2 separate regions of the Mus musculus genome follow, and region 2 is linked to region 1. The links are chromatin loops, found by intact Hi-C in ENCODE. Cell type or tissue: left cerebral cortex. All regions are shown on one strand.

Region 1 (5,000 bases):
ATCTTCAGAAGACTGAAAATAGAACTACCATGTGACTCCTGAATGGACACCTCATAAAGAAAAATGAATAAACAGAATGTGAGGCATGTACACAGCAGAGTCCATTTACCTTGAAAGTTACCTATCCATTCATTTATCATGGACACTCAGGCTGGTTCCACAGCCTGGCTGTGGTGAACAGTGTAGTAGTGAACATGGCTGTGCAGGTGTCTTGCTGACTTAGTCTCCATTGGGTATATATCTAGGAATGGAATACTGAAGTTCTATCTTCAGTGTTTTGGTTTGGTCTGGTTTGGTTTGGTTTGGTTTGGTTTGGTTTGGTTTGGTTTGGTTTGGTTTGGTTTGGTTTAATCAAGGCAGGGTTTTTCTGTGTAGCCCTGGCTGTCCTAGAACCTGTGCTATAGACCAGGCTGGCCTGGAACTCAGAGATCCACCTGCCTCTGCCTCCCCAGTGCTGGGAATAAAAGTGTATGCCACCACGCCCCGCTCTATCTTCAGGTTTTTGAGGACCATTCATACTGATTTCCACAGTGGTTGCTCCAGTGTGTGTGTGTGTGTGTGTGTGTGTGTGTGTGTGTGTTTCCCTTTAGTACATCTTCACCACCACTCATTGTCATTTATTTTCTTGATCACAGCCATCTGACAGGGGTGTGCTGCAGTCTTGGTGTGATTTTGATTTGCATATTTTTCTGACAGCTAACCATCTTTCTCTAAATATATATTGTCCATTTACGCTTCTTTTTCCTCCATATTAAACAAAATAAAAATCATTTAAACAGTAAGAGACTTGAGTTAAAGGAAAAAATATCTAGGACCCATTTTTAAAGAGTACTTTACCCTACTTAAAGACACACTGCCCCACATGTAACAGCAGTGTACAACAAAATCTGTAATACTGTCCTTTTATAATACTGAATGAAACACATTAAAGTTCTCCAATCAGAGTACACTCTGCTTATTATGCTGTCGGGTCAAGCCAGCTGTCATTTCTAATGGAGAACAAGTCTTTGGTCTTTGGCAGCTTTGTCAAGTGAGGTGGTAGGTGTGTGTGTTAGGGCCTTGCGCCTGTCAGGGTCTCTCAATCCCTGCTGGCCATTGTTCTCATCCTTCCTCCAACTGAGTAGGTGTGTCTGTCTCACTGTCCGGCTGCCCATCAAACTCGAAACGGATTGGCCTGACTGACAATCTCTGTCGTTTGGGGTAGCTTCCATCAGTTCACTAAACGGCACATGCCTCTCGATTTTCTACTGTCCCACAGAACCACCCTACTCCACACCATTCAACTAACACCGTGGCTCTTCTTAGTCAGATGCAGGTGTCTCCTCAGCAGCCAGGTCCACCCTATACGCACTCATCTGTATCTCTCCTTTGGAGAACTTGTTCAACAATCGTGCTAACTTAGTGACTGAAAGATTTGCGGGTGAGGGATTAATTAATTAGTTTAGATCTTTCTATGTGGGCAACAGTACCCCTTTGTTGGAGGCACAGCTGACAAAGATACTCTCGAGTCCTGTCTGCTGTCACTACACTCTGGAGATCCTTCCCTTCGCTGTGCACACACTTTCAGATGTCCTGTTATCCCATGAAAATTATTCTTAATATTGTGTTTAGCTTAGAAGTGTTTAATCGGTTTTTAATCATATGAAATCCATGTATATGTGTAAAAGTAGAAAGGAGCTGGGGCTGGGTGAAGGAGAGGATAGTGGGGGACTTGGGGGCGGCATCAGTGTGGTCAAAGCACCTGAATGGGGACACCATTATAAAGCCTCCACTTTTTACAATAAATATATACTATTTCTTTTTCAAGGATCTGGTTGATGAGAGTAAAAATGAATGAATTATTCCTGTCATTGTCCTCAGTGGAGAGACTGAGGCACCGTGGGGGGTTAAATATTCTATTCTGCCGAAAGAACTGGGATTGGAAACTAGGAAATTTGACTCCAGCCCATAGGTTTGGGCATATGCCAAAAAACACACGTTAGCAGTCTCATGGCTTCCCCCTAGTGGCCTATCTTGGAACTGACCAGCCTTGACCAGTGCAGCCCAGGCTGGTGCCTTGCCTTGACCACACTTGCTCTTCCCTATAGTTGGGGGGTGGCGAGGGGAGGTGGGGGAGCGAGAAAGACAGCACCCTGCTCATTCAAGGCCTGTCTGCGAGAAACAGGAGAGAGGTGCGTGTTTCCACACCCCCTGGGCTCCCCATCTGAGCCTCTGGGGCCTCCCCTTTCGGCCTCTGTGACTGCCCTTTCTGATTTTTGCTCCAGACCTTCCCTTACTTGTGAGTTAGACCATCTGGCTGAAGAGACAGCTTGCTCCACTGTCCAAGTTCTGAACTTAAACTTGCCCTCCATTTTTCTCCTGGCCACCCAGTGAGGCAGGTGCTCTCCTTATTCCCAGGTTTCAGCAGTAATAGAACCTCAGGCCTGGCTCATGGCTGCTCGTGGCTGCTTATCACAAAGTTCTTGGGACTCTTTAGTCTCTGAAGCCAGGACTTTGACTTCCTGGGACTCAAAAATGTTGCAATAATATTAACTGTTAATTCAATGGGATTTACTACCATCCAGGAAAACAGACTCTAGTCATGCCTATAGGAGGTTGTCTTGATTGCTGGGGTTAGAGGACCCCCTTACTATGGGTGACACCCCAATCTGGGCTGCAATAAGAGACTAGCTGACCACCAGCATGCGTTTACCACCCTGCTTCTTGACAGTGGATGTAATGTGACTGACTGCTGCTGTGACTTCCCATCATGACGGACTCTTGGGAAGTTAGAGCCTTGAGTTACATGTATGTATGTATGTATGTATGTATGTATGTATGTATGTGTGTGTGTGTGTGTTTCTGAGACAGAGTTTTTCTGTATAACTCTGGCCGTCCTGAATAGACCAGGCTAGCCTTGAACTCAAAAATCTACCTGCCTCTGCCTCCCAAGTGCTGGGATTAAAGGCATGTGCCACCACTACCTAACTTGAGTTACATTTAGACATGTGCTATCTGGGCCTTCTCCCTCCCCCTAGGGAGACCCCACAGTGAAGCTTTAAACAGAGCAAACATCTTTTGAGTGTGCTTCTCACAAAAAGATAGGAGTGTCAGGTGCTGAGGCACAGCTAATTTTCAGGGTTAAGGGCTTCGTGTAGCATCTCCTCTGGCTCCTGTTTAAACTATGGGGCCTACCTCTTAGCTGACACACCTTACTTGACTGCCATTTGTCTTGATGGATCCAGCATCAGCTTCAGATGACCCCAAGGGTTGTCAGGACTGTAAGTTCTGTCTACTGTCTGAAATGGAAGGCCATTCACTGTCCTGTCCCTTCGCTTCTCAAGCACATGCCTTTGGTTGGTTCTTACAGGTGGGCCTACTTGAAGTAGTTCCATGCTAACACACAGATCTGTGGATGCTTTCTCCTGGTCAGTTTCTGTGAGTGAAAGCCCAAGCTCTAGAGAAGGGGCTGGTAGGGGGTGGCTATAAGCAATCACTGGAGATAAGGTTAAGGCCAGAGGCAACCAAGGTCAGAGAATTCCAGTGTCACTCAGTGTTAAACATCTCTACATAGTCCTGCCTGGTCCTATCAATATCCTACAGGAAATGGGGGTAGGGGGGCCACTGAGCATCTGCATCTCACAGCAAAGAGATTAGAAGACACTGGCCCCCATGAGGAAGACTTGTTATGGCTTGGGCTTTTTTGGAAACTCTTCTGGCATCTGATCTTGTCCCCTTCTCCACCCAATACTCTTAGTTAAAAGCCTTCTTAACAGATGGGAAAACAGAGACCAGAGAGGGGGAGAACTGGACTGATAGAAGGGACACGGTAAGTTGGTGGCTGTGATTAACACTAATCAACATGACGGTCTAGAGCCACCTCTGGGTCTGTCAAGGAAGTAGTTTCTAAGCTGAATTAATGGAGACCCACCCTGAATGTGTCACACATCATTCCATAGGCTGTGATGCAGGATTTATTCAGGAGAAAGTAAGAGAAACACCAGCATTTGCCTATGCTTCCTGATCACAGACTGAACATGCCCCCGTGCTCTTGCTGTCATGCCTCTCCTACCACAATGATTTGTACCCTCAATCCAAAATAAATCCTTCCTTCATTCCATTGCTTATTTCAGGTCATAGCATTAAAAAAAAGTAACTAAGACACTGGCCAAACTGGGATTTAAGCCCATAGCTAATTCCCAGCTCTGGGATGGCTGTTCTGTGGAGTAAGCTGTCCACGAACTCCAGCCTAGCACTTCCCTCTATGGAAGAAACTTCTTCAGTAATCCCTCTATAACAAGAATCACTCTGGATAGGAAAGTGTCAGAGTGTCACTGTAATCATAATTGCTATGGATTGAGCTATCTCAGTAACCTACCTGTAACATTGGTCAATAAGGTAGATATCCCACAGTCATAGAAACATTAATAACTGAAGTATAAAATAACTCAGGAGCCCCTCTAAGGCACCAGCCACCTAGAACTGGACAACTCCAAGAATTTCTCTTTAGCAGCAATCAGTGAATTGTCCTAGAGACCCACTTAGACATGACCCCTCTAGAATGGACTATCTCAGGAACCCCACTGTAATACTGTAGAGTTGACTTTCCAGGAGCCCAGCATCAAGAAGGCTTACCCAGGCATAGGTCCTGTGGCTCAGGGTTTCATATTTATTTTCAGTGCCCTTCCCAAAGGACATTCAACACCAAAAAGAGAGGTAGGATTGTGGGATTCTGGGGTAGATACGAGAAGGAAAACTTACTTTTAAACAGCCAGTTGATAAAAGAAGCCGGGAAGGTTTTGTTCTGGAAAAAACAAAACAAAACCAGAAAACTCACAGTCATTGTATACCTACTGTGTGCCAGGCTCTGTGTCTGCTGCAAACCTGACACCAACTTTGCAAATGAGAAGAACAGACAAGGAAAAGAGACTGGGAGATGGGAATGGCTTTCACGACTCTGTTTCAAAACTCTGGACTTGAGACTCTGTCCTTGGACAGCTGAGGACTGAGAGGCAGTGGAC
Region 2 (5,000 bases), 160 kb before region 1:
TTCAGCAGATGGTCCATAGCAATCCTTTCTGTTTAACATCCCCATAGTAACACACTCATCTTGTCAGAGCCACAGCTGGGATTCACCTGCATCTGCCTACAGATTTTTCTATATACTTCTTTTTGGTTAAAAGCAGTCATTGGAAGCATCAAAGCACATAACTGATAGGCCAACCAACCCAGGAACCAGATATCTGATTTTTCATGATAATAATTACAGAAGGCTCATTTGTTCAGAAGACATGTAATAAGTTGTGCCAACAGACATTTAAAATTCTTATCATGTGGCAGTGATGCACATTGTTCAGAGCTGAACTGAGCCAGAGCTGGCCGGGTTCTGTCTCAGCTGCCTACAGATGAGGCAGGATGCCAGTGGTCACTGGAGCTATGAAGAGCCTATTCCCAGCCGGTGATAGGACTGGACTGAAAATACAGCAAGCCCTGGGAAGCCAACTAGGTTTTCATTCCAGAAGGCACTGAGGGGTCTGGACATGGGTAGGCTTAGAGATGTAAACAGCACCGTGAGCCCCAACCTTCGGAGTCTTTTTGCTTTTCTTGCCCAAGACCTTAAAAGACAGACTACACTTGGATCCTCGGCCCTTCCTAGAATGCTCTGCCTTCTGAGCCTATGAGCCTGTCTTTGGATGACTTGCTGGGTCCCCCCCCCCCAAAAAAAAATTCTTATCATGGTTGAAAAGTCTAGCTAACCCAGAGTCCAAGCTTGACGTTTTGCTTGTCATCCAGGAGACATCGACTGTTCCCAGAACTTGGAGCAGCACAGTGAGAACAGCTTCCTCTGTGACCTTCTTTTGGGGCTAGAGTGAACGTCGTCATCACCCCAAGAATAAATTCTTCATGTAGGTATTGTCTGTCTTTGGTCCCTTTGCAATTAGACCAGTCAGGTGCCAATACCTTCACAATGTTCCATTATGTTGCACAGGGCTGTGGTTGTTTGAATGTAAGGGTTCCCCATAGGCTCATGTATCTGAGCACTTGACCTTGGTTGGTGGCACTGCTTCAGGTTACAGAACTTTAAAGAGAGAGATCCTTGTTTGAGGAAGTACATCCCTGGAAGTGGGCCTTGAGATTCTGTACCTTCATCTTACTTGCAATTCATTTTCTTCAATCCTGCATGTTGTAAGAAATGTGATCAGCTGGTTTCCTGCCCCAGCTGTCTGCTGCCATGCCACTTCCCCCTTATCCCCAGCATCACAGACTCTCCTTCTGTAGCCAAAAGTCAAAACAGACTTTTGCCTGTAAGTTGTCTTTGGTCATGGTATGACAGAAGCCAACTAGGAAAAGCTATGGTAAGCAAGTGAGTTTCCTGGAGATGGCCCACCATTTTATATGACTGCAATGAGTGCATTCTGGAGAGGCACAGCCTTTCCTGCCACTATCACATAGCCTAATGATTCCTCAGACTACTCTATTGGGCAAATTTCCTGCAGGTTAACACGAAGATAAACTTTCATGAATTAATGCTGTTTAGATGAACTGATGACTTCATAACATTCTTGATTTGATTCAAATAATTTTAAGAAGATGATGGTTTTAGTTGCTTTGCCAGAAAATGTAATAAAAATAGAATGTGCCCCCTCCTCATAGAACTTATAATGAGCTTATAGAATGAAACACTGCTTTGAACTTAGTATCGCCATCCTTCTGTAACTCCCCCTTTGTGTAACATTTTATCTATGAGGTAATTTTATAAAGAACATTTGTCTAAGAAGGTATAAGAAGGTCAGAGACAAGGGATAAAGTGTGGCATTTGGGGCTCAGCTCCATCCACCAAATGTATATATGTTTGTCTATATGTATGTATATACATACATACATGTATAGGTGTATGTGCACGAGTGTAAGTGTGCATGAACACTTGTGGAATTGTTGAGACAGGTGGTTGAGTCTGGTCAAAGTGTGTGAATGTCTGTGTGTTTATGTGTGTGCTTGAATTCTCCCTTTCTTCCTCTTCTCTGTTCACAGTTAATGAACTTCAAGCCTCTTGCCTGGCCAGCAGGGGGCGCTTGAGCCAGAGAGAAGCTAAGCATTTTTTCATAATCCCCTGCTGCTAGCAGCAGGAGTTAATCACCAGAAGTCAGCTGCTTTTGGCCACAGACTAGCAAAGAATTAAAGAAAGAAAATTTAAGCTACTTTCCCCCTTCTCCCCAGTCATCAACACCATTCCTCACTGCCCGCCTCAGCATCTGTGGCTGGCCTGCATCAGTGGCATTGCATCACAGCATCAGAAATGTAACTAGAGCAAGGACTTCACAGTTTTCCTCACTAACACCATCATCGTAGTGGGTGATGTTTGGATGCTGCAGCTCATGGAACAAACTCATTTCCGAAACAACCACATTTCCCAGCTTCTACCCTGGAGTGGTGGTCAAAGTCCCAGAGCTCCATCTCTGCCTCCTCAAGGCTGGGAGTACAAGTACGTGCAATCATGCTAAGTTTTGTGTATGTGAATGTGTATGTGTGTGTGTTTATGTATATAGGTGTGTGTGTATTTATGTATGTGTATCTGTTTATGCATGTGTGTATGTACGTGTGCACATGCATGTGAATGTGTATGTGTGCATGTGTATCTGTGTTTATGTTTGTGTGTGTATGTTTATATGTGTATCTGTGTGTCTGTGTATGTGTTTATGTCAGTATATGTCTCTGTGTCTATTTGTGTGTGTTTATGTATATGTATGTTTGTGTGTGCATGTGTGTGTTTATGTGTGTATCTGTGAGTCTCTGTGTGTGTTTATGCCTGTGTATGCTTCTATGTCTATTTGTGTGTGTTTATGTGTATGTATGTTTGTGTGTATATGTGAGTGTGTGTATGTATGTGCATGTGTATGTATGTGTATGAAGCTGGAAAATAAGATTCAGTTCATGTAAGGCAAGACAGATTTGCAAGGCAAGCACCTTACCTCCTGAGCCACCTCCCAGTCTTTCCATCTTTTAGACTTACCTATGTATTTGTCAGGTGTTTGTTTGTTTTTTTTTTTCACATTGTGGAATGATTTTATTGGTAATTAGCACATCTGTCAATCACATTCTGTTTTACTTTGAAATGCATGATGCATCATTATGAACCACAGTCTCTGTGGTATTGAGTTGTATAGCTTCCACTATTGAGTTCACAGCATCTCCAGGTTTGCTGTCAGTACACTGCCTAATTTGTTTAAATGGAAAATGAGTGTTAAGCCTTTATTACTGGATGCCATTCTGTTGATATATCATCTTCTTTTATCAATTATAGTGGTAAATTAAGTTGAGAAAGTTTTCTTACTTCCTTTTTAAAAATTGGATATTTTCTTTATTTACATTTCAAATGTTATCCCCTTTCCCGGTCCCCCGGTCCCCTCACTCCTGGAAACCCCCTATCCCATCCTCCCTCCCCCTGCTTCTATGAGGGTATTCCTCCATTCACCCATCCACTGCCACCTCCCCGCCCTCGATTCCCCTACACTTGGGTATCTAGTGAGCCTTCATAGGACCTCTCCTCCCATTGATGCCTGTCGGGTGTTCTTTATTTCTCATCATGACTTCCACTATGGCCAACTCCCCTTCCCTTTGAGCCTGAAGGACCCCGTCAGAGCATGCTTGTCAGTGTCCAGTTCTCTCAGTTATTTTTATTTTTATTTTTATTGTTTCTGTTTTTTTTTTTCTTCCTGGAAAAACACCAACATTAACTTACACCAGACAGGGAAGCTGCAGCTGACCAAAGTTGATAAGTTGAGGAGAGACTGCTACAAAACATTTAGGCAGAAGTGATTAAAGTTTGGCAGGTATGGTAGAATGCCTGTCTGTCTGGGAGCACACAGAGAGACATAGTCTAAAGGAAAGGTTCTCCTATAGTTTCTATTGTATATAGTGCTGAGGCTAGAACAAGGCCTGCCACATGCTACCCAACACCCCAGTACTAAGCTGCATCTCATGCCCCTTCTTCCCTCTTGGTTATGGTCTTTCCTCTAAAACCCACAGCTTAGGTTCATAAGCAAACAGCTCACCTAACTCAGAGTGCTTCTCAACTCCAGGAGTTTGGGGGTTCTTTCTTATTGACTCCTGCCATAGTGTTGATATTCTCTATTTGCAAGACATTGTCTTGATTGGAGGTATGTCACTGCGGGTAGGTGTCAAGGTTTCAAAAGCCCATGCCAAACCCAGTCCAGTCTCTCTGTCTCCTGAAACATTTGGATGAGTTGTGAGCCACTGCTCCAGAGCCATGCTTGGGTACTGCTCCAGAGCCTGCTGCCATGCTTCCTGCCATGACGATCAAGGTCTCATCTTCTGAAACCCATAAGTTGCTTTGGTCACCGTATTTAAAGACAGCAATAGAACAGTGATAGAAACAGTTTCTTAGATCCGTGTTTATTGAACAAATTCAAAAGAGAAATTTAAGTCTTTGTGTCTGGGGAATCATCAGTTACTTTTCAAATGTAGGATCACATTTCCTTGTTTCTTTGTGTGTCTCAGACCTTTTAAAAATAAAACAATTATTATTATACTTCACATGTGTGAATGTTTTATCTGTATATGCTTATGTGCACCACATGTACACAATGCTAATGGAGGCCAGAAAAGGTCATCAGATCCCTGGAACTGGAGTTACAGGTGGTTGTGAGCCACCATGTGGAGGCTGGGAACCAAAATCAGGTCCTTCATAAGAGCAATAAGTGTTCTTAACCAGTGAGCCATTTCTGCAGCTCCTGACTTGTATCCCCGTGCCTTGTATTTAAAAATATAATACAACCACTTTGGAAATTGGATTATTCCTCCTTTCCAGAGTTTTCTTTTTTGTTGTTGTTACTGTTGTTTTAGATATTGTCTAATGACTTTTCCCAACTAATTCTGTAAGCTTCTGTTCTTTGTAGTGTGTGGCTTCTTAGTCGTATTGAGAGAGACAGTCTTTTGCATACTGTGTTTTGACTCTTTGGTTGGCCAGGGTAAGAATAAGTCTCAGGCCTGGGACACTTTTCATACTTAAAAATTTTTTTTTTAAAACTT

What was found. A loop is a pair of places that touch in the nucleus more often than their neighbours do. Peaks named below come from ENCODE experiments on the same cell type or tissue, not always from the same donor. Only the 100,000 strongest peaks of a DNase experiment are listed, where the experiment ranks them.
Region 2: it touches region 1 in a loop (2.4-fold over the local background); 6 of 42 quality-filtered maps call a loop at or near these places.

The regions. Positions count from the first base shown.
Region 1 is chr2:153,992,991-153,997,990 of GRCm38, reverse strand. It overlaps Bpifa6 (BPI fold containing family A, member 6), which reads right to left. Exons shown (of 11, transcript NM_001080811.1): 10 at 4,741-4,783. Among named protein-coding and RNA genes, the nearest start is that of Bpifa2, 13 kb to the left of the region's middle. In left cerebral cortex, a CTCF peak has its summit at 2,005 (motif pointing left); a DNase peak (open chromatin) is centred at 1,988.
Region 2 is chr2:154,155,665-154,160,664 of GRCm38, reverse strand. No RefSeq gene overlaps it. Among named protein-coding and RNA genes, the nearest start is that of Bpifa5, 4.4 kb to the left of the region's middle. In left cerebral cortex, a CTCF peak has its summit at 2,030 (motif pointing right); DNase peaks (open chromatin) are centred at 2,078 and 2,223.